Regions from separate parts of the Homo sapiens genome. Here region 2 is linked to region 1. Evidence: read pairs that join two places in POLR2A ChIA-PET (ENCODE). Cell type or tissue: CD4-positive, alpha-beta T cell. All regions are shown on one strand. Links, peaks and the distances in the headings refer to the core of each region. The heading gives the core; the rest is flanking DNA. Region 1 holds the start of MIR6126 (microRNA 6126). Region 2 has its middle 16 kb from the start of DNASE1.

Region 1 (11,226 bases), core at 3,883-8,882:
TAAGAGTTGGGGGGAGGGGGTCCTGCTGTTGCCCAGGCTGGTCTCAAACTCCTGAGCTCAAGTGATCCTCCTGCCTCAGGAGGATCCTAAATGCAGGCCATGGCATTGTGGGTGGAGGGCGCAGCGGATGAAGGAAGGCAGGGCGGGGTCAGGGAGGGCACCAGGGAGGACAGCAGCAGAGGCAGGGATGTGGACCTCGGCCCCACCTGCCCCCTACCAGGTGAGGTCACTGCTCCGCGGGACCCCAGCTCCCAGGTCCCTCTGGGCAGGATGAGCACAGCCCTTCTCCTCCCAGCCGGACCAGACTCTGCGCACCCAGGTGTGGGCTTCCTCTGTGCCGGGGTGTCTCCACTCGACTCTGTTGATGTTTGGGATGGGATCTTTCTTTGGGATGGAGGCTGTCCTGTGCATGTAGGATGTTAAGCAGCATCTCTGGCCACCACCCACTTGGTATCTGTAGCACCCTCCTCTAAGCTGTGACAGCAAGTGTCTCCAGACATTGTCCGGTGTCCCTCGGGAGCACTGTTACTGTGGATGAGAAGCCTGCTGATACAGTTAGGCTGTGTCCCCACCCAAATTTCATCTCCAATTGTAATCCCCATGTGTTGAGGGAGGGTTCTCATGGGAGGTGATTGGATCATGGGGTGGGGGGTGGGGGGTTCCGCCATGCTGCTCTCATGATAGTGAGTTATCACAAGATCTGATGGTTTAAAAGTGTTTGGCGGTGGGCCAGGTGCAGTGGCTCACGCCTGTAATGCCAACACTTTGGGAGGCTGAGGCGGGCGGATCACAAGGTCAGGAGATCAAGACCATCCTGGCTAACACGGTGAAACACTGTCTGTACTAAAAATACAAAAATTAGCCGGGCATGGTGGCAGCTGCCTGTAGTCCCAGCTACTCAGGAGGCTGAGGCAGGAGAATGGCATGAACCCGGGAGGCAGAGCTTGCAGTGAGCCGAGATTGTGCCACTGCACTCCAGCCTGGGTGATAGAGTGAGACTCTTGTCTCAAAAAAAGAAAAAAATAATAAAATGTGTTTGGCAGTTCCACCCTTCCTCCCCACCACCGCCTCTCTCTCTCTCTGTCCTGCCGCCTTGCCAAGAAGGTGCCTGCTTCCCCTTTGCCTTCCATGGTGATTGTAAGTTTCCTGAGGCCTCCCAGACACCTGGAACGCTGAATCAATTAAACCTCTTTTGTTTATAAATAACCCAGTCTCAGGAAGCAGTGTCAAGACGGACTAACACACTTGTTCTATTCCACCAGGTCTCCATCCTATGGGAAGAAGACGGGAGCACCTGGGTTTGCCTCAGTGACCTTCCCGTCTGGTCACTCCAGCCGGTGCAGCCCGGGTCAGGCTAGGGCTCAGCGCCACCCCTGCTTTGGGCTCCTGCCAGGTCGCATGTGACGTGCCCAGGACAGCCAGGCTCCTTCCCTTCTCCTGTACCCACCCTGGACAGTTCTTGTGTCCCTGGGACAGCAGATCCTGGAGACTTCAGTCCTTGGGTGGTTTTATGGGTTGTTCTAAGTATGCAGGCATGGCCCGGGGTGGGGGACACCCAAGGCTGTAGCGGTCCCCAGGAGGGGGAGCTCTGAGAGAGCAGGTGTTTACATGCTGCACCCAAGAGCAGCTGTGATGGGGCAGGTGTGGGTGGGATGCAGCGGGCCTGAGGTCCACTGATGAGTCACATGGGGTGGCGGAGGGGCAGCTGCCTTCTCTCTCTCCCACAACACTCATTCCCCAGAGACGCAGAGGCCAGGTGGATCCAAGAGACCACTTAAAGACTGACATTAGGGAGGCTGCTGAGTAAACATGGAAGGACGCCTGCACCAGCCACCAGCTGCGGACGCTGGGCATAACTGAGGCCGCACAGAGGCCAGCAATACAAAGTCCTTGGAGCTTGGAGACCGTTAGGGGCCTAATCCACTTTTTTTCCCCTTTTCTTTTTTTTGAGACAGTGTCTCACTGTCTCCCAGCCTGGAGTGCAGTAGCATGATCTTAACTCACTGCAGCCTTGAACTCCTGGCCTCAAGTGATCTTCCTGCCTCAGCCTCCTGAGTAGCTGGAACCAAAGGCAGTTGCCACCATGTCCAGCTAATTACAAACTTTTTTTTGGTAGAGAAAGGGTCTTGCTATGTTGCCCCTGGTCTCCAACTCCCAGCCTCAAGCAATGCTCCCGCCTCCACCTCCTAAAGTGCTGGGATTATAGGTGAGGCTCCACGCTGGGCCCTATGTTTAACAATCATAGCTCACTGCAGCCTTGAGCTCCTGAGCCAAGTGACCCTACCATCTCAGCCTCCTGAGTAGCAGAGACTACAGGCGTGGGCCACCACCATGCCCAGCTTTTTTTTTTTTTTTTTTTTTTTTTTTTTTTTTTTGAGACGGAGTCTTGCTCTGTCGCCCAGGCAGGAGTGCAGTGGCATGATCTCGGCTCACTGCAACCTCCGCCTCCTGGGTTCACCATTGTCCTGCCTCAGCCTCCTGAGTAGCTGGGACTACAGGCGCCCGCCACCACGCCCGGCTAATTTTTTGTATTTTTAATAGAGATGGGGTTTCACCGTGTTAGGCAGAATGGTCTCGATCTCCTGACCTCGTGATCTGCCCTCCTCGGCCTCCCAAAGTGTTGGGATTACCAGTGTGAGCCACCGCGCCTGGCCGATTTTCTATTTTTTTAAGAGATGAGGGTCTCACTATGTTTCCCAGGCTGGTCTTGAACCCCTGAGCTTAAGAGATCCTCCCACCTTGGCCTCCTGAAGTACTGGGATTACAGGCATCAGCCACCGCACCTGGACTCCACTCACTTCTGAACAAAGAGTGGAGGCTCAGAGAGGAGCACAGGTTGCCCCAGGCTCCAGATTTTGGGTGGGTGGGGGGGGGGGTCCCAGGCTATGGTCAGTGGCCCTTCTGCTACCCCGGATGAGCCACGTGTCTTCGTGTTCTGGCCCCTGTGTAGCCCCCTCCCCTTGAATTGGGACAGGCTCCAGATCCTGCTTTACCAGTAGAATGTGGCAGAAGTGGCGGGGTGTCACTTCTGGGCAGTAAGGAAGCCTGGCAGCTTCCCAGGAGGTCAGTGGCCCCGTAAGGAGTCTACCCTGGGACTGTGGTATGGTGCAAAACCAGCCTAGCCTGAGGAAGCCATGGAAGGAAGGAGCCAAGCCCATGGCCACTGCTGAGCTCACTGTGGGCAGCCCTGTGGGTAGGGCCATCTTTCACACAGGTCCTCCAGCCCCGCCAGCCTGCCTGGCTAATACCACATGGAGTCCCTGCTGACTCCTGTCCCAGCTGGAATTGGAAGCAAACAGAATGGCCCCTGCTTAGGCTGTGAAGCTTTAAGACAGTCTGTTACTCCGGCAGGCACGGTGGCTCATGCCTGTAATCCCAGCACTTTGGGAGGCCGAGGTGGGCAGATCACGAGGTCAGGAGATCGAGACCATCCTGGCTAACACGGTGAAACCCCATCTCTACTAAAAATACAAAAAAAATTAGCCAGGCATGGTGGCGGGCCCCTGTAGTCCCAGCTACTCCAGAGGCTGAGGCGGGAGAATGGTGTGAACCCGGGAGGCGGAGCTTGCAGTGAGCCGAGATCACGCCACTGGACGCCAGTTTGGGGGAGAGAGCAGGTTCCGTTTCAAAAAAAAAAAAAAAAAAAAAAAAAAAAAAAAAGACAGTCTGTAACTCAGCCACAGACAGCTGTAGCCAGGATCTTACCCGAGAGGACATCTGCTGCAGCCACATGCTGGCCCCAAAGAAAACTGGCCCTAAATTGGCCTCTAGACAGTCCCTCCCGCAAAACCTCCCAAAGCCTTTTTGAGAAGCACTCCAACAGACTGAGAGGCAAAAAAGCCACAATCATGGCACGCTGGGGTGGGAGTCGATGTGGAGAAAGCAGCACTTGGCCTGAGCAAGCGGACGCTCATGAAAATACACATTGACCTCAGCCGGACGCGGTGGCTCATGCCTGTAATCCCAGCACTTTGGGAGGCCGAGGCGGGCGGATCACGCGGTCAGGAGATCGAGACCATCCTGGCTAACATGGTGAAACCCCGTCTCTACTAAAAATACAAAAAAATAGCCGGGCATGGTGGCAGGCGCCTGTTGTACCAGCTACTCGGGAGGCTGAGACAGGAGAATGGCGTGAACCCGGGAGGCCAAGCTGGCAGTGAGCCAAGATCTCACTCTGTTACCCAGGCTGGAGTGCAAACAGAATGAGATTCCATCTCAAAAAAAAAAAAAAAAAAGAAAATACACTGACCATCCCTGGGCACGCCCCTTACCCCGTGAGTCCCTGAACGCCGGTGGGCTAGGAATGGAAGACCAGGAGTCTGTCTCCGTCCTGAAAGTATGAAGGACCCCTACCCTATAGGAGATCCTTGGGTGGTGTGTGCAGGGAGCGGGGAGACCCAAGGCTGCCTCGGGCTCCACCCCTGAGCAGGCCTGGGGCAGAGCCAGCTCCGTTCAGGGCTGGCCTCCGTGCTATGTCCAGGTGCATCCTGTGTGTGTCCTACCTCTCCCTGGGTCCCACACTCCCTTTCTGCCCCCCAGTGGAGCACGAGCGTTTGTGTCCCAGCTCTGCGGTCCGGTGGGGCTATGGTGAGAGGCCTGGAGCAGTGGCAGTCCTGCCTGGCCTCACTGAAGCAGGGCCTGAGGAGCCGCAGCCCCACCTGGGCAAGTTACTAACTGGTCACACGATTGACCAAGGGCCCCAAAGAGTTACCCTCTTAACCGCAAGCTGACTCATCAGCAAAGGTGCAACTGTCCTTGCTGGAGTAACCAAGACTGTGTCTCCCCAGCAGACGCTCCCGTGGGCAAGCTCAGCGGGTTAATCTGGTTTCACTCACCCCATGGCTTTGGACATGGGTCCAGCGCGCCCAGCTGCCTGGCCTCCCAGGGCACCAGCGTCCACCCCTACTCCATCTTGCAGATGCTTCAGACCCTCTCCTGGGAGGACCCTCGGCAAGTTGCATGTCTCCCGGCCACTGGATGAGGTCAAAGGCACAGGAATGGTGTAACAGAGCAGCCACGCAGGCTTCAGAGTGGCCCAGGCCTGGGCCCAACACTCACAAACTGTGGCTCCTTGGTAACTCCCAGCCCCCGAGCCAGTTCTCCTCATCTCTAAGAGGAACAATATCATCCCTTGAGGGTGACCAGAAGTTTCCATGAGAGGCTGACGGAAGCACCAGGTCTGTGCTGGGTGGGCACGCACCTCAGGCTCCACAGCAGGGTGCACCAAATCACCCTTGGAGCCGCCTGCCTGGACTGGGCCCCAGCTCAAGGCCTACAGCCAGGGAGATGCCCAGACAGGGCAGCTGCTGGGGACCTTCCAGTGAAAAAAGGACCTAATGTGCTTCTCAACTCTAGAACCTCTTCCCCAGTTTCACATTCTTTTTCTGGAGTCTCGCTCTGTCACCAGGCTGGAGTGCAATGGCGCCATCTCAGCTCACTGTAACCTCCGCCTCCTGGGTTCAAGCTCTCCTGCCTCAGGCTCCCGAGTAGCTGGGGCTACACGTGCACACCACCACGCCCGGCTAATTTTTGTATTTTAGTAGAGATGAGGTTTCACCATGTTGGCCAGGCTGGTCTCGATCTGACCTCGTGATCCGCCCACTTCGGCCTCCCAAAGTGCTAGAATTACAGGCGTGAGCCACCGTGCCTGGCCAAAGGTCCTCATTCTCTGACAGGGTTAATCACACAAAACCACTGTCCCCTTTATCTGGAAGCCATCCTTGGGCCTTGCCAGTGACAAGTAGCTCGAGGCCAACTTCAGCTACAGGGTGAGGCCCGAGGTGCAGCCAGGCGGGTGCGGGAAACAGGATGTGACGAACTCCAATGAAAGTCTATTTATTTGCTCGTAATGAGACAGAACGCTACAATCTGTTCAACACTGGGCTGGACACTGCAGTGATCAGGGGCAGGTGTGGGGCAGGGTGGGGCCTCTGAGCCCGAGGACAAATGTCCATGGCAGAGCCTTCCAGAAGACTCGTCCCTTACCCTGTGGGGCAGAAATAGAAATCACATGATCGCCACTGATTCGCAGTGGAGAGGGCGCTGAGCTGGGCCCGGCAGGCAGGCAGCCTCAGCAGAGATTCAGGCAGTCAGCATGGTGCGGCCCTCCCGCCAGCACTGTCAGGTCAGCAGAGGTTCAAGCAGTCAGCATGGCGCGGCCCTCCTGCCAGCACCGTCAAGGAGGGGGATGCTGCTCCTGCCTGGTGCCTGCCTTCATTCTGAGGGCCCCTGGCCCCAGCTGAGTTCAAGAGGGGACCTGGGGCTGCCCCAGCACCCTGAGAGCCCGTGGCTGGGCAGCTCTGGAGGCGGAAGGACACAGGTCCCTGAGGCCCCGTCTGCCCAGGGTTGTTCCTCCCTCTCCCTCCTCCTCAGGCTGGGGCAGGGTGGCGCCGCTAGGACCCTCTGCCATGGCTTTGTGACACTGCAGCTATGCTGGGCGGGACTCCGCCCCCCACCCCACCCCTGCATCGGAGGGCAGGGCAGGCAGCAAGCAGCATTTGGAATGCAGGGTGGAGAGGATGCTAGAAGTATGTGATGCACCTGCGGCACTGACAGCATCTCTGCCCTCAGAGGCTGAGGGCCCACAAGGCACAGGACTGCCCCCTGCCCACAAGGCCAGGCCCTACAAGACAGATGGCAGCCTTGAGGCCTAATGTCGAGCTCAGCTTCCTCCTGTCTGCATGTGGCCAGGCCTTGGAGCAGCAGCTTGTGGCAGCATGAGGGAGGGCGGGGAGGACCCAAGGAGTCTCGGCGATGCCTGTCCTCAGCAGGTCAGCTGAATGGAGCATGCCAAGGTCCGACGGGCAGTGTGACCTCCCAGGGCACTGGTAACTGCACGGAAGGTGCTGAGGAGTAGGAACCGTCCTGATGCGTGACCGCCTGTGCCAGGGGGCTGAGCCTCAGAGCTCTGTGCTTGCGAGGAAAGCCTCCCCCAGGCTGCCCACCCCTCATCAGCCCCTCATGGAGGAGTGGGGGCCACTCCTCACCCCCCAGGCTTCTTTGGGCTGGTTCTGGAAGGGGACGGGCCATTCCCTTTATTGCGCCCCCTTGTTCCGAGGCTCCTGTGCCTTTACGGTCAAGTGTGTCCATAATACTTGCGTTCCTCCCTTGCAGGAGAAAGTCCCCTCCAGCTTTCCAGGAAGGAGCTGCAAGAACAGGCAGCGGAGTGGGAGAGGCCCAGTGAGGGCAGGCCCCTCCCAGTGAATGCAGCCACACTGGGTCAGCCCTGGGGACGGTGCATGCGCAGGGGGGCAGGGCCAGGGCAGCAGGCAGAGGTTTCCAGAAGCAGGGAGGGGAGCTGAAGAGCCTGTGGGAAAGAGAAGAGCAGGGCAGGGTGAAGGCCCGGCGGAGACACTCTGCCCACCCCACACCCTGCCTATGGGCCACACAGCTGGGCCTGGGTGCTCCAGGAGCATGAGCCCTTCTCCAGGCCATGGTGTCTGCCTGCAGCCACTAGGCGCCTCTCGGTCCCCACACAAATAAAGGCACTGATGGATCCAAAGTCGGGTGCACAGCCCAGTTGCCATGGAGCCTGCTGTGTTAGCTTGGCACAAGTCACCAAACCTCTGGGCTGTGCTGGTGCATAAGGTGGTGGACTCTGCAGTCCCCACGGCCCCTTCCGGCTCTGCCGTTCTCTGTGCCCATCCAGGGCCTTCCACTTTTGTGGCTGGAGGCACCAAGCTCCCATACCTTTGTGTCTGCTGTGGCGTACCTGCCACGGATGGGCATGCTCTGCGCATGCCCACGATGTTCTGTTCCCGAGCCCGTGTAGCACCGGGCCTGCAGCTGGGGCAGGCCGACGAGCCCAGTTAGATGGCTGGCAGCTCCTTGCAGAAAACAGAAGGGGTCAGATGGACAGGAAGGCGGGCTCTGCGGGCGGCCGAAGGGTGGGGCCTGGTGGCGGCTGCCCAGCCGACATCACATGGTCCGGCTGTACTCGATGCCACTCTTGGAAGAGATGCCCGACCATGGCAGGAAGCTGCAGAGCAGGCTGTGGGCCTGGCGGTAGACTCTGTGCGGAATGGAGCAGGGGCTCAGGCTGGCTAGTGCAGAGCCCAGGTGCTGGATGTAGTCCGTGGGGCTCTGTTAAGGAAGATTCCGACTTGCCCTGACCACGCTCGCCAGGGCACAGTCATCAGGGGCCCGCGCAGTGGCCTGTGGGACTGTGTGCAGATGGCAAGCCAGGCTTCGGAGGCTGAGAGCCCGCTAAGCCTCTGCAGAGCTGGAAAGGCTCATGAGACGAAGTGGCCTCTGCTGTGCAAAACAACAGAGGGTGGGGTCTGGGGACAGAAGGGCCTTCTGAGTGAGGCAGCAGGCATGTGGACACCACACCCAGGGATGCACGGGGGGTGGGGAAGGGGCCTGGCAGAAGGGCAGGTGCTTCTGGTTCTCCCTAGATTCTCAACCTTTGTGGCAGCAAGAGGGACAGAGCCCTGTCCATATGACAAGGAGGGGGTCAACAGTGCTGACCCCCTGGATGCCTGTCTTCACATAAGCTAGACGGCCTGTGGAGTGTGGGGTCACCCCTCTCTTTCCTGCTTATTATTCTATGTAATGAATAAATCCTAGACTCATGAATTTGAAAACACACACACACACGCACAGCATTTTTTTGGGCCACATTCTGACTATTATAAAGTTTCCTGGCTTCCCTCTGACCTGTCAGGGGCCAGTGAAAGTTAAGGAGGAAGAAGCAGGGAAGGGCATACCTTTGGGTCATGCATCCTATAAGGAAGGTTTGAACCCAAGTATTCAAAAAAAGTAAAAATCTCTTCTCTCCGCACTTGTTTCCCCTCTGCTAGCACAGGCTCTGGGAGGACAGGGGATCCTGTCCGTTTTGTGCACTGCTGATCCCCAGTGCAAGTGGAGCAGGAGGCTCTCCAGCTGGGTGCAGGGCTCATGCCTATAATCCCAGTAATTTGGGAGGCTGCGGCAGGCGGATCATTTGAGCTTAGGAGTTCGAGACCAGCCTGGGCAACATGGTAATATGTGCAACTCGATTTACCCAAATGTGTGTCAGGTTTACCCACAACACGATCAGGTAAGGGAGAGAAGCATCCATAAGCTTGGCCACCTGAACATCATCTGAGGGGGACCACAGCTCCAACTTGCTCACTGGCTCTGCCACCTTATGGACAGGAAGCCACAGTCCCTCTCCCCCAGAAGTTAAGGATATAAAATCGTCCAGGGAGGGTGGCCGCCGTTGATGTAGAGGACATAGGTGAAGCCATCTTTGAGGACCCCTCGAATGGAGTAGTAATAGGGGAGATAGTGGTGCTGCTTGAAGTCTCTGTTTTCATAGAAGTTTATTGCTGTGTTGTTGGTGGTGAGGACATGCAGGTAAATGGCTTTGCAGTGGTCCTGGGCGGTGGTTGATATGTGATCCTTTAAACTTTCAAGTAAGAGGGAACCTTGGGGAGAAGAGGTAAAGGTAATGCAGGCAGAGCAGTTAGGAAGGAAGGATGACTGGGCTAGGATGGGGGCTTTGCATGAGTCTCTCGGAGATGTCTCGGCCCACCGTATCAGAGACCAGCCTTTCTTCACCACCACTGTCAAAGTCCCTAAAATCTCATGGCCAGATGGAGCCTGGTAGCTACAGACTGCTGGGAGGGACTGCAGAGGTGGCCTGGTAGCGCCCTCCCATGGGCTGGGCCCGCATGGAGACTCCCTTTCAGACAACAAACAGGGTAAATGTGAGCCCAGGAAAACATGGACTAGATGGGCCTGGGTTTAAAATTAATTAAGACTCTGCCGCTCACTGGCCGTGTGGCCGAGTGGGGTGGGACATCGGAGAAACGGTGAGTGTTGCTTCCTCGTGCGTGTTCACGCTTTCTACTCTGAATCGTGAGCAGTGAATACACGAGTTGTGCGTGTGGCGGCAGCAGAAGTGAGAGGTGCCAGTTTCCTCAGCTCCATCCTGGGGGCTGAGCGAGGCTGCAGCAGAAAGGCCTGGGGGCATGTGGAAAGAGGATGGCTGAAGGTGGTGGGTGTGCTGGCAGGGGAGGGATGATGAAGGTCTGGCCCAAGACGGGAACGAGGATGGAAGATGAGACTGAGGGATGTTCACGAGCCAGAGTTGTTGGGGCCAGGGAAGAGACTGGGTGCAGATGGGATGGGGGTGGGGTAGGGCAAGGGGGTGGGGTGGGCGCCAAGCCGCGGGCCCGGCTGCCCTTACCTATGCCGTGCTTCCTGAACTCTTTCACGACGCCCAGACTTAGGATGTACGCGACTTGTGTGTCAACAGAGAAGTTGGATGCTAGAATATCTCCATCCTAGAGGAAGAGTCAGAGAGAAAGTCAGGCTCACACGTCTGGTGCACGGCTCACTGCACAGCCCGGCCCAGGCGGGCTCCGCACCGACTTCCCACGACAGCCAGAGGGACACCGACTGGGAGGGGCAGAATCAAGAGGTACTGGAGAGGGGCCCCCACTCCCCAAGGAAATGAGAGCGTTTATGCCCTTCTGGTGAAAAACAGCTGAAAAGAAGAACACACACAAAAGGAGCTTCTCCTAGGGGTGTGTGGGAGGCCTAGCCAAGGACGGGAATGAGGCTCTGATGCCAGCACAAGGTAAAGTTATGGCATGAAGGCAGCAACTACACAGCACCACGCGGGCCTCATGGGAATGCACGCATGTCACCTGGTAGGCCTGGATGCAGGACAGTGGACAAATGCAAAGTTTTAGAGGTTCAGTTAAAGAATCGCACGCTGCCCCAGGTGATCTTGGAGGAGTGAGACTTGGGCGGCCGTCCAACCCCTTCTGCTGCCCCCACAGGCAGAGGACACCGCCACACCTGCGTAAAGCCACCCACCATCTCTTGGTTCTAGAGATGGAATTCCGGGTGGGAGTCATGAATCTGATCAGCATGAGGCTCTTATCATCTTCCAACTCGTAAAGAACAAGAAGGCCTTTCTGCTCCCACGTGCTGGGCTGGGGTCAGCCTGTCCAGGCTCCCTGCTCTCCCAGCCCTCTTCAAGCCACAGTTCACCCAGATATGTCAGTCCAGGGAGGAAGGCGTCCTTATCACTCTTGTTACTCCAGGCCTGCAGGAAGGGTGTCTGTTCCCCAGCTGACATCTCTTAACAGGGTCTACTTTGCCCTGACCTTGAACTCACTAAGCCTGAGAGGAAGGGGCCAGATGAATGAGTGCCAGCGTGCAGGCCAGAGGGCCCTCTACTGAGAGCCGGGAACATGAGCCAAAGGGTCCCCATGTCGGCCTCGAGGGAAC
Region 2 (11,226 bases), core at 4,022-9,021, 150 kb before region 1:
GGTGCAATCTTGGCTCACTGCAACCTCTGCCTCCCAGATTCAAGCGATTATCCTGCCTCAGCATCCTGAGTAGCTGGGATTACAGGTACCCGCCACCACACCTGGCTAATTTTTGTATTTTTAGTAGAGAGAAGGTTTTACCATGTTGGCCAGGCTGGTCTTGGACCCCTGACCTCAAGTGGTCTGCCTGCCTTGGCCTCCCAAGGTGCTGCGATTACAGGTGTCAGCCACTGCACCCGGCCTAATTTTAAAAAATTTTTAGTAGAGACAAGGTCTTGCTGTGTTGCCCAGGCTGGTCTCAAACTCTTCACCTCAGCTTCCCAAAGTGCTGGGATTACAGGTGTGAGCTACTGCACCTGGCTGAATTTTAAATTTCAGTTATTGTGCTTTTCTGTTTTAGAACTTCCATTATATTTTTTATGAATTCCAATTCTATGAAACAATCCATCATCTTATCTCTATTATTTAAAATAGCTGTGCTTGGCCGGGCACGGTGGCTGACGCCTATAATGCCAGCACTTTGGGAGGCCGAGGCAGGCAAATCACATCCTGGCTAACACGGTGAAACCCCATCTCTACTAAAAATACAAAAAAATTAGCCGGGCATGATGGCGGGCGCCTGTAGTCCCAGCTACTGGGAGGCTGAGGCAGGAGAATGGCGTGAACCCGGATGGCAGAGCTTGCAGTGAGCCGAGATCGCGCCACTGCACTCCAGCCTGGGCCACAGAGCGAGACTCCATCTCAAAATAAATAAATAAATAAAATAATAAAATAAAAAAATAAAACAGATGTGATTAACATACTAAAGTCCATGTCCAAAAACCGTATCTCAGTCTCCTGTGGGTCTGTCACCTTTCTTCCCCTGGTCCCCTTTCCCAGTGTACCTGGTTGCCTTCAACTGAGTGTCAGGGACTGTGCGTGACAGAAGGGCGGAGGGTCTGGACATGTCCCCCGACAGGGACAGCTCACCCACTCCGCTCCGTGGTGGGCAGCAGTGAGACAGTGAATCAGGAACTCCACCCACACTAAGCTCCTCTGCAGTCTTTGGAAAGAACAGCCCAGCTGTGGCTTGTCCCGGCGAGGCAGGGTTGGTCCCAGATGAGAGCCTGGGATATTTCTTAGGGCCCTGCACCTGACAGGCCCCAACCTATTCCCTAACTCCACGAAACTGCCAAAAATCCCACTCTGCTTTTCAGCCACTTTCTGCTCCTCTGCCCTAAGCAGCTTCATCAGCAAATGGCTAGAGAGACCAGTGCCTAATGTCCGTCTCTCTTCTCTGGCTCCTTCGCTCAGGGGTCTTGGCCCCTCAGGTCCAGCCGCCTCGGCAGCCCTGAGCCCCTATCTTGGTCTCCCAGCCCCAGGATATTTCCTGCAGCTCTCTGGCTCCTCTGCCTCTCAGCAGCCGCCCATGCCCAGCTTCTCAGCATCCCGCCCAGCCAGTGCCCCAGGGAGAAGAGCCTGTGCGGGAGCAGGAAGTGGGGCTCACCTCCCCAAGCTTCCCTGTGTTGTGCTGCTGGGCGGCTCTCCAGGCCTTCAAGCTGGGGCCTTCTGAACGGTGGCCGGCTCCTCGGGTCCTGGGCAGGAGTGCTTCCCCGTGAGCTCTTCCACACCAGACGCAGAGCCTGCGGAACCTGGAATGAGTCATTGAAAAGGGGAGGGGCTGAGGACACGGACTGATAACCAGCCAGGCTGGTCCAACTAGCACGGCCACAAGGACAGCTTCCAGCCACAGATGTCCCATCCAGAGATGTGCCCGACAATGACAGTCCCCCAGGGACACAAGGCCGTTTCCCTCTGCCCAGCCAAGCATCCTCTAGGACAGAAGACCTCTGCATCCTCATTCCTCTATTCCTCTATTCCTCACCACGAATCACATCTCACTCACACTGTAGTTACCCTCTCCTGTTAGATGCGAGCCCCACGAGAGCTGGGCTCAGCCGGCAGCACCGAGAGCAGGGCCTGGGCCGTGGCAGGTGCTCACGGAGAACATGCTGGATGAAAGGTGTGTCAGAGGGGGCCTTCTGCTCTGGAGCCACAGTTTAAGAGCTCCACTCTCTCCGGCTGCTGGTTGCCCCTACTCAGTGTGAGCCCAACCAAGGCCTCTCTGAGGAAGGAGGGAGGGGACAGGCTTCTGTCCCATTTGGACTCTTCAGCCTCCACATCCCATGGCCTGGCAGGATGGTGGAGTAACTACGGGTGACACAGGAGTGCCCAAGGATGGCTCCTAATGGGAGGGCATGGCAGTCTGTGGACTAAGGCATCTGTCAGAGCAGTGCTCAGAAGATGATGCTGCCAGATAGCAGAGAACTCAGAACCATTCCACGCAAAGAGGCCCCAAGCAAAAGGCTGAGAGCTGTTGGGCAACAGATCCTGAGGGGCTGACGTGGGCCTGTCTCCACGGCCAGGAGGGGCTCCCACCCCGAGCCCAGCAGGAACTCTGTGCTAGTCTGCACTAGTCCACAGTCCTGGGGCCACTGCCAGTGCCATGATGCAGCCCCCACGACACAGCCACCACCATGGCTATAGCCAGACCCTCGGGTCTGAGGCCAAGGCCAAGGCAGTGCTGTATTTCTTCCAACTCTGCCCACTCCTTTCCTGGGTGGGACGGCTGGGAAGGCTGGTTCCACAGTTCTCCCCAGGTCCCTGTGAGCCACTGGTCCCCGGCCCCTGCTCTCCTTCCAGCCCCCAGGCACCCTGAACTGTAGGGTGCAGGACACTGAGGCAATGTGGGCCTCCCAGTGGGCAGCCCCACCCAGGGTGTGGGAGGCCATGGGCCCCAAGCTCCCCTGGGGACTTCTCCCACTGCCCCACCCTCAGGAAGCCATGAGCTGTCACCTTCTCTGTAACCAAATTCTTCTCTGGGGGCCGCGACACGTGCAGAAAGCACTTCGTGTTTTCTGAGGGCACCTGTGGGGCTGAACTACATGGAGAAGCCATTTCACAGGGAAGGAGTCATACAAAAGAGGCCTTCCCACAGGGATGGCCTCCAGGACAGATGCTGCCCAAGCCTGTGGTCGGTGGAAGATGCTGTCCCTCACCCTGCCCCAGACTCCCCACCAGCCACTGAGGGGCTCCCCAGAGGGCCTGCCTGTGCTGGGCCCTTGAGCGGGGGCAGACAGAGGCTCTGCCTCCATTCTCCCTCCAAGGTCCCAGCCCTGTGAACAGGAAAGCACCCCAGGAGGAGAGCAGGCAAGGCGTCTACAAGCCTCAGCCTCCCCAGGAATCGCAGGGCTCTGGGGAGCGGCACTGGTTCTCACCTCTCACTACGTAAATGCGTCCACTCACCTTGCCAAGGCGGCTTCCTAAGCTCCTCCCCTGTGGCCCACATGGAGGGGTGGCTGCTGGTCAGGGCCACGCCCCCCACAGCGTGGAGCTGCAGCAGGGCCATGCTGGCCACCACTAGCCACCCTGCCACAGCTGCAGCTGTGGATGGGGCCTCACGCAGGAGCAGCAACAGCACCTGGGGGCTGGGGATGAGTCTAGCTTGGTGCTGATCCACCCAAATCCAGAGTGACCACATCCGAGTGGCCCTGTTGGGCCTGCTCCCCACTGTCCAAAGTCCACTGGAGTCACGGTGGAGCCATCGAGACAGGACAGTGGCTCTGCCCTTGAGAGCTCATGGGTGACGGGCTCCTGTCCTCGCTTGAGCCCATGAGGAGGTGCTGATCTTCGGAGGTGCCTGGGCCCAGGAGTGACAGCCACAGGAAGCTAGTGACATGCAACTTGCTGGGGAGGCCACTACCCAGGCTGGCGCTGTACCACTCAGCAAGCTTTTGCCATCTTGCTGTTCCCATTCATATTGTGGTCACTAAAAGAAGGAAAAGGGGAGTGTTACTCATGCCCATCAGCTCACCCAGCACCACCTATTCTGAAACTTCAGCAAACTCCTGACAGGCTGTTTTGTTTGTTCTCTGTTTATATACTCATGTAGGATGCAGCAACAGGGAACCCTGAACACCTGGAAAACTGGACAACATACTTTTGCCTTCAGTTGGTGGAAAACAGTGCAGGACAGTGATTCCAAGATAAGGGAGACAAGAGAGCACATCCTATGACTGCACCAATTACAGCCAGGAGGCGGGTTCCAGGCTGCAGCGCAGGCAGGGAAACTCAGCCGGAACCTGCAGTCTTTCTGAGTTGGGAAGACAGAGTTCAGAGCTCAGGGAGGCCAAGGCTGCTGCTATTTGCAGGGCAGAGTCCTGGGGAGGAGGCAGCTGCAGAGGCAGAGCCAGGATCTGCAGAGGGTCTCCTGGAGTCTTTAGCTGAAAACAGATCTGTGCCTGGGTGAGAAAAACTATATGAGAAGGCCCAGGAAAGACTCCTGAGGAAGTAGCAAACAAAACAATCCCCAGAGTTCACACAGGGAATATTTTGTGTTCCCACAAGCCACCGTGGAGAGATCTCCTAATTCGTGGGGTATTGGGTAGACTCCGCAGAAGGCCATCACCCTTAGTAATAGAGCTAAGTCAACTGCAGACTAAAGCAGCACTGGACCCACTGAAAAGTTCAGAAGTCTCTAAAGGATCGCTGCTTCCAAGGGACTTAACTGCATTCCAGACCCAAACCCAACATTATTCAAAGGAATTCAACAAAATTCACCAGCCAATAATTTATTTCATTTTTTGCAGAGACAGGGTCTCACTATGTTGCCCAGGCTGGTCTTGAACTCCTGAGCTCAAATGATCCACCTGCCTCAGCCTCCCAAAGTGCTGGGATTACAGGCATGAGCCACCACACCGGGCCTGGCCAACAATTTGAAATTCACAATATTCAGCATCCAATTTAAAAAATAACCGGGCCTATCAGTCAGGGTCCCACCAGGGGACAGAAACCACATGGTAGCTTAAACAAGGGAAGTTTAGCATAAGAATTATTAACTATTTACAGGGAGTTGACTAAGAGGGAACAAAAGAGAAATCCACAGAACATCCTAGAGTAAAGGGAGGTAACTAAGGGAAGGATTCAGACCTAGGAGAGGGTGTGATCAAAAGCACGCACTAGATGATGACGTCGACTGGGCTGTCCCAGGACAGAACTGAGGGCCAAGAACCACGTGCGAGGACGCTAACACAGTGAGCTGGAAGGCTGCTTGAGGAGTGCTGGAAAGCCGGGGGGTTGGTGTGGGGGTGCTGTTGAACTCACCAGAAAGCTGCCAGGCGGCTAGCTGGGGTGCTATGGGACCTGCCTGAAAGCTGCCTGAGCACCCTATATGTCCCACATACCAGCTCATGTCACAGACAGCTGTAAGCAAAGCACAAAGAACCAAGAAATGCCCTTTCCTCTCAACGCTTTCCACTGACAAAGACCAGCATGGGGCAAGGGAGAAATGTTCCAGTATCACAAGTGGCAATGAAGGGTGGATTTAGAGTTGAGACGCAATAAACTGATAACTGCTATAACAGACATGCAAGAAAGAGAGGAAAATATGACCTATAACCATACACAGTCAATAGAAACTGACCTAGAAACGACAGAGATAAAGGAACTAGCAGACAAGGACAATAGTTCGGCATATATTTAAGAAGGTAAAGGGAAACATGAGCATGATGAGAACACGGAAGATATAGAAAGATCCAAATGGAACTTCCAGAGACAGTAAAAACAAAACCTGAAATGAAAAGATGCACTGGATGGGATTAACACCAAATAAACACTGAAAGAGAAAAGATCCATGAATTTGAAGACATAGCAATTGAAACTACTCAAATAAGGCAGAGAGAAAAAATTATTGGACACTATCAAGCTGTCTAATGTGCACATAATTGGAAGTCCTAGAAGAAAAACAAAGAGGAGACAGAAATATTTGAAGAAATAAGCAAAATTTCCCAAATATGATGAAAACTGTCAATTCACACATCCAAGAAAGTCAATAAAACCCAAACAGAGGCCGGGCGTGGTGGCTCACGCCTGTAATCCCAGCACTTTGGGAGGCCGAGGCAGGCGGATCACGAGGTCAGGAGAACAAGACCATCCTGGCTAACACGGTGAAACACCGTCTCTACTAAAAAATACAAAAAATTAGCTGAGTGTGGTGGCGGGCGCCTGTAGTCCCAGCTACTCGGGAGGCTGAGGCAGGAGAATGGCGTGAACCCTGGAGGCGGAGCTTGCAGTGAGCCAAGATTGCGCCACTGTACTCCAGCCTGGGCAATGGAGCGAGACTCCGCCTCAAAAAAAAGAAAAACCCAAACAAAATAAACCTGAAGAAGACTGCACCAAGACACATCATAATCAAGTTGTAGAAAACCAGTGTTAAATTAAAAAGTCTTAAAAGCAGTTAAGCTAAAAAGCATATTATGTACTGATAAATATAGGTAAGAATGACATGATACTTCTGCTGTAAGCGGAAAGACAAAGAAGTAACATCTTTAAAGTACTGGGAAAAACACACACACACACACACACACACACACACACACACTCACAAAAACTGGTCAACTGGAATTATTTTTATCTACCAAAAATATCATTAAAAAATGAAGGCAAAGGACTTTCATTCTTCAGTGAGGCATGTCAGGAGCTTAGAAGTTGTCACTACCATCCTTACAAGAAACAACACTGAACTGGCAAACAACCCCTTTTAGCTGCATCAGAGAACTGAAGTTACAGGGCAAATGACTGCCCCCGACACAGGAGACATGTCAACAGGGTGAACTGGAGCTTACCTGAGCAGGAGCCCAGGAGTGGAAACGAGGGTAGGAAAATTTACACAGCAATTCATGAACTGCTGGAGACTCAATGTGGACTTTACCTCCATGAGCCCTACCAGACTCTCACAGTCAAGATCAGAGAAAGATCCTCTCATACTTCTGGCGGGGGAGGGGGAAAGCAGCCATGTGGACTATGTCTAGAGCTTCCTGTTCTTAACAAGGCCTGTCCTCAAAGGAAACTATTTTACAAGAGCCTAACTTAATTAGGTTTTATAAGATCCTCATCAGCCTAAGGGAAAGGTTGACCCAACTTAAGCACCCCTAAGCCTTCCACAGGCAGGAAAGAAAGGGCCTAACTCCAGCCCCCTCTCCCTTCCTGTTTCACCTAAGGAGGCAAAAACCCCAAACTGAGAAGTGCTGGTAAAAGTCACAGGCCAGGGGCACAGGCTCACAAAAAGACTGAGACCTAGTCACAGGACTTAGGACACTTCCCCTCCTTCCCACCACATAAATAGGGCTCCTATATAATAACAAGAGAATAGAACGGAAAAACCTGCATATCTCAGACTTTATTTAAGAAGTCTCTACGGAAACCCAAGGAAGGAAAAACAGACCCAGGAGGAAATTTTAGTTCTGACACCTATAGTTACAGCAAACAGCAGACAGAGCCTAACGCCTAGCCAGATAAACTAAAAAACTCACACCAAAGGCTGATTTTCCTCAGTTACTTCCTTTTCTTTTCTTTTTTTTTTGAGATGGAGTCTCATTCTGTCACCCAGGCAGGAGTGCACTGGCTCAATCTCTACTGACTGCAACCTCTGCCTCCTGGGTTCAAGCGATTCTCCTGCCTCAGCCTCCCAAGTAGCTGGGATTACAGGCGCCTGCCACCATGCCCAGCTAACTTTTGTATTTTTAGTAGAGACAGGCTTTCGCCATGTTGATCAGGCTGGTCTCGAACTCCTGACCTCAAGTGATCAGCCTGCGTTGGCCTCCCGAAGTGCTGGGATTACAGGCATGAGCCACTGTGCCTGGCCTGTTTTTTTTTCTTTTTTTCCCCAGACAGAGTCTCACTCTGTTGCCCAGGCTGGAGTACTGTGGCATGATCTTGGCTCACTGCAACCTGCACCTCCCGGGTTCAAGCAATTCTCGTGCCTCAGCCTCCTGAGTAGCTGGGATTACGGGCGTGTGCCACCATGCCCAGTTAGTTTTTCTATTTTTAGTAGAGACGGGGTCTCTACGTTGCCCAGGCTGGTCTTGAACTCCTGGGCTCAAGCGATCCTCCCCGCTCAGCCTCCCAAAGTGTTGGGATTACAGGCGTGAGCCACCATGCCCGGCCTCCTCAGTTCCTTTTAACAAGTACATCAAGTCCGGTTTTCAACAAAAAAATTACAAGGCATACTACGATTAAAAAGCAGACTTTGAAGAGATATAGCAAGCATCAAACCCAGACTCAGAAATAGCAGAGATGTTAGAATTATCACAGCTAACAACTCTGATTTAAAACAACTATGATTAATATGCTAAGGGCTCTAATGGAAAAAGTAGATGATATGCTAAAACAGATGGGTAATTTCAGCAGAGATAAAGACTCAAAGAATCAAAAGGAAATGCTAGAAACAAAAAAAACTAAGAAAAGTGAAGAATGCCTTTGATGGATTCATCGATTAGATACAGTCAAAGGAAAGAATCAATGAGCTTGAAAAAAAATGTCAGTAGCAACTTCCCAAACTGAAACTCAGAGAGAAAAGAATGAACAAGATGGAACAGAATATCCAAGAACTGTGGGACAATTAGAAAGGCATAAATATGCATAATGGGAATCCAGAAGATGATGACAGGCAGAAATGAGCAGAAAAAGTATCTGAAACAATAATGAACTGAGAATTTTCCAAAACTGATGACAGATGCCAAACACAGTTCTGGGGAGCTCACAGAATACCAGGTAGGATAAATAGCAAAAAACAAAAACAGAACAAAACTACATGTAAGCATACAATAAACTACAGAAAATCAAAGACAAAGAGAAAATCTTGAGAGAAGCCACAGGGAAATAAATTCCTTTCCTATAAAGGAGTAAGGATAAGAATTACATCACACTTCTTTGAGAAATTATTCAAGGGAAAACAGTAGAGGGAATATTTATAGTGTTGTAAGGAAAAAAAAAAAACCCTATTAACCTAAAAATCTGTATCCAGTAAAATTACCCTTCAAAAGAGAAGAGACTTTCTCAGAAGAATAAAAATTAACAGAATCTGTCATCAGTAGACCTGCCTTGCAAAAAATATTAAGAAGTGTTTGAGAAAGAAGGAAAATAATACAGGTCAGAAATAAAGACCTATAAAGGAAGAGCATTAGAGAATAAATAAGTGAAGGCAAAATATTTTACTTTTCTTACTTTTTTTTTTTTTTTTTTTTTTTGAGACAGAGTCTGGCTCTGTCACCCAGGCTGGGGTGCAATGGTGCGATCTTGGCTCACTGCAACCTCTGCCTCCCAGGTTCAAGCAATTCTCCTGCCTCAGCCTCCTGAGTAGCTGGGATTATAGGCACACGCCACCACGCACAGCTAATTTTTTTATTTTTAGTAGAGATGGGGTTTCACCATGTTGGCCAGGCTGGTCTTGAACTCCTGACCTCAAGCGATCCATCTGCCTCAGCCTCCCAAAGTGCTGGGATTACAGGCAAAAGCCACCACGCCCGGTCTACTTTTCTTATTTTTAACTTATTTTTAACAGTTTGTTCAAGGTAATAACAGCAACAGCTAGGCATGGTGGTGCATGCCTCTAGACCCAGTTACTCAAGAGGCTGAGGCAGGATAGCTTTAGTCCAGGAGTTCTGGGCTATTTGGACTGAGTGTCTGCACTAAGTTTGGCATCAAAATGGTGACCTCCCCTCCTTAAGGACCACCAGGTTGCCTAAGGAGGGGTGAATAAGCCCAGGTCAGAAATGAAGCAGGTCAAAACTCCTGTACTGATCAGTCATGGGATTGCACTTGTGAATAGCCACTGCACTCTAGCCTGGGCCACATAGTAACACTCTGACTCTATTATTAATATTTTTAAAAGCTGGGTACAATGGCTCACACCTGTTAATCCCAACACTTTGGGAGGCTGAGGCGGGAGGACTTCTTAAGACCAGGAGTTCAAGATCAGCCTGGGCAACATAGCGAGACCCTGTCTCTACTAGAAATTAAAAAAAAAAATTATCTAGGCATGGTGGTGCACACCTGTCGTCTCAGCTACTTGAGGGGCTGAAGCAGGAGGATCATTTGAGCCCTGGAGTTCAAGGGTGTGGTGTGCTATGATCGCACCACTATATTCCAGCCTGGACGACAGACCAAGACCCTGTCTCGGCCAGGCACAGTGGCTCATGCCTGTAATCCCAGCACTTTGGGAGGCCGAGGTGGGCAGATCACGAGGTCAGGAGTTCGAGACCAGCCTGGCTAATACAGTGAAACCCCATCTCTACTAAAACTACAAAAAATGAGCCGGGCATGGTGGCGGGCACCTGTAGTCCCAGCTACTCAGGAGGCTGAGGCAGGAGAATGGTGCAAACCTGGGAGGTGGAGCTTCCAGTGAGCCCAGATTGCGCCACTGCACTCCAGCCTGGGTGACAGAGCGAAACTCTGTCTCAAAAAACAAACAAACAAACAAAAAAACCCTGTCTCGACAACAAAAACAAAAACAAACCCGCAACAATGTATTCAATGATTGGGTCAATAATCATCCTTACTGTCCCTTATGATATTGCTGTCAATAATTTCACTTATGGCCAGGTGCGGTGGTTCACGCCTGTAATCCCAGCACTTTGGGAGGCCGAGACGGGCGGATCACGAGGTCAGGAGATCGAGACCATCCTGGCCAACATGGTGAAACCCCGCCTCTACTAAAAATACAAAAAAACTTAGCCAGGCGTGGTGGTGGGCACCTGTAGCCCCAGCTACTTGGGAGGCTGAGGTAGGAGAATGGTGTGAATCCGGAATCCAGAGCTTGCAGTGAGCCGAGATCGAGCCACCGCACTTCAGCCTGGGCGACAGAGCGAGACTCGGTCTTAAAAAAATAATAATAAAAATAATAATTTCGCTTTTGAATAAGTGAAATTAATGACAGCAATATCATAAGGGACAGTAAGGATGAACTGAGAATACTCTGTTAGAGGGAACTTGTACAACCCATGAAGTGGTATAGCATCAGGTGAAAGTGGAATTGGATTAGTTGTAACTGTAAATACCAAACTCAAGGGCAAAGACTTTTTTTTTTTTTTTTCTCTTGAGATGGAGTCTCGCTCTTGTCAACCAGGCTAGAGTGCAATGGCGCCATCTCGGCTCACTGCAACCTCCACCTCTCGGGTTCAAGCCATTCTCCTGCCTCAGCCTCCCGAGTAGCTGGGATTACAGGCGTCCACCACCACGCCCGGCTAATTTTTTGTATTTTTAGTAGAGATGGGGTTTCACCATGTTAGCAAGGCTGGTCTCAAACTCCTGACCTCAGGTGATCCACCCACCTTGGCCTCCCAAAGTGCTGGGATTACAGGCATGGGCCACTGCGCCCAGCCAAGACTTTTTAAAAGTATATAATAAGAA

What was found. ChIA-PET counts read pairs that join two places held together with the same protein. Peaks named below come from ENCODE experiments on the same cell type or tissue, not always from the same donor. Only the 100,000 strongest peaks of a DNase experiment are listed, where the experiment ranks them.
Region 2: POLR2A ChIA-PET joins it to region 1 with 6 read pairs; 2 of 35 experiments call an interaction of 5 or more read pairs at or near these places.

The regions. Positions count from the first base shown.
Region 1 is chr16:3,481,547-3,492,772 of GRCh38, reverse strand. It overlaps NAA60 (N-alpha-acetyltransferase 60, NatF catalytic subunit), which reads right to left. Exons shown (of 8, transcript NM_001083601.3): 5 at 10,175-10,271; 6 at 9,176-9,410; 7 at 7,712-8,074; 8 at 5,820-7,306. The coding sequence ends at 7,918. It overlaps MIR6126 (microRNA 6126), which reads left to right and starts at 7,304; the gene lies at 7,304-7,392. RefSeq lists an enhancer at 4,390-4,684. In CD4-positive, alpha-beta T cell, for the core only: no CTCF peak of the experiment used is centred there; a DNase peak (open chromatin) is centred at 6,623.
Region 2 is chr16:3,633,297-3,644,522 of GRCh38, reverse strand. It overlaps a transcript of DNASE1 not described here. Among named protein-coding and RNA genes, the nearest start is that of DNASE1, 16 kb to the left of the region's middle. RefSeq lists enhancers at 1-240, 1,395-2,253, 2,254-3,111, 3,112-3,971, 6,864-6,913. In CD4-positive, alpha-beta T cell, for the core only: no CTCF peak of the experiment used is centred there; a DNase peak (open chromatin) is centred at 6,812; H3K27ac peaks cover 1,102 bases.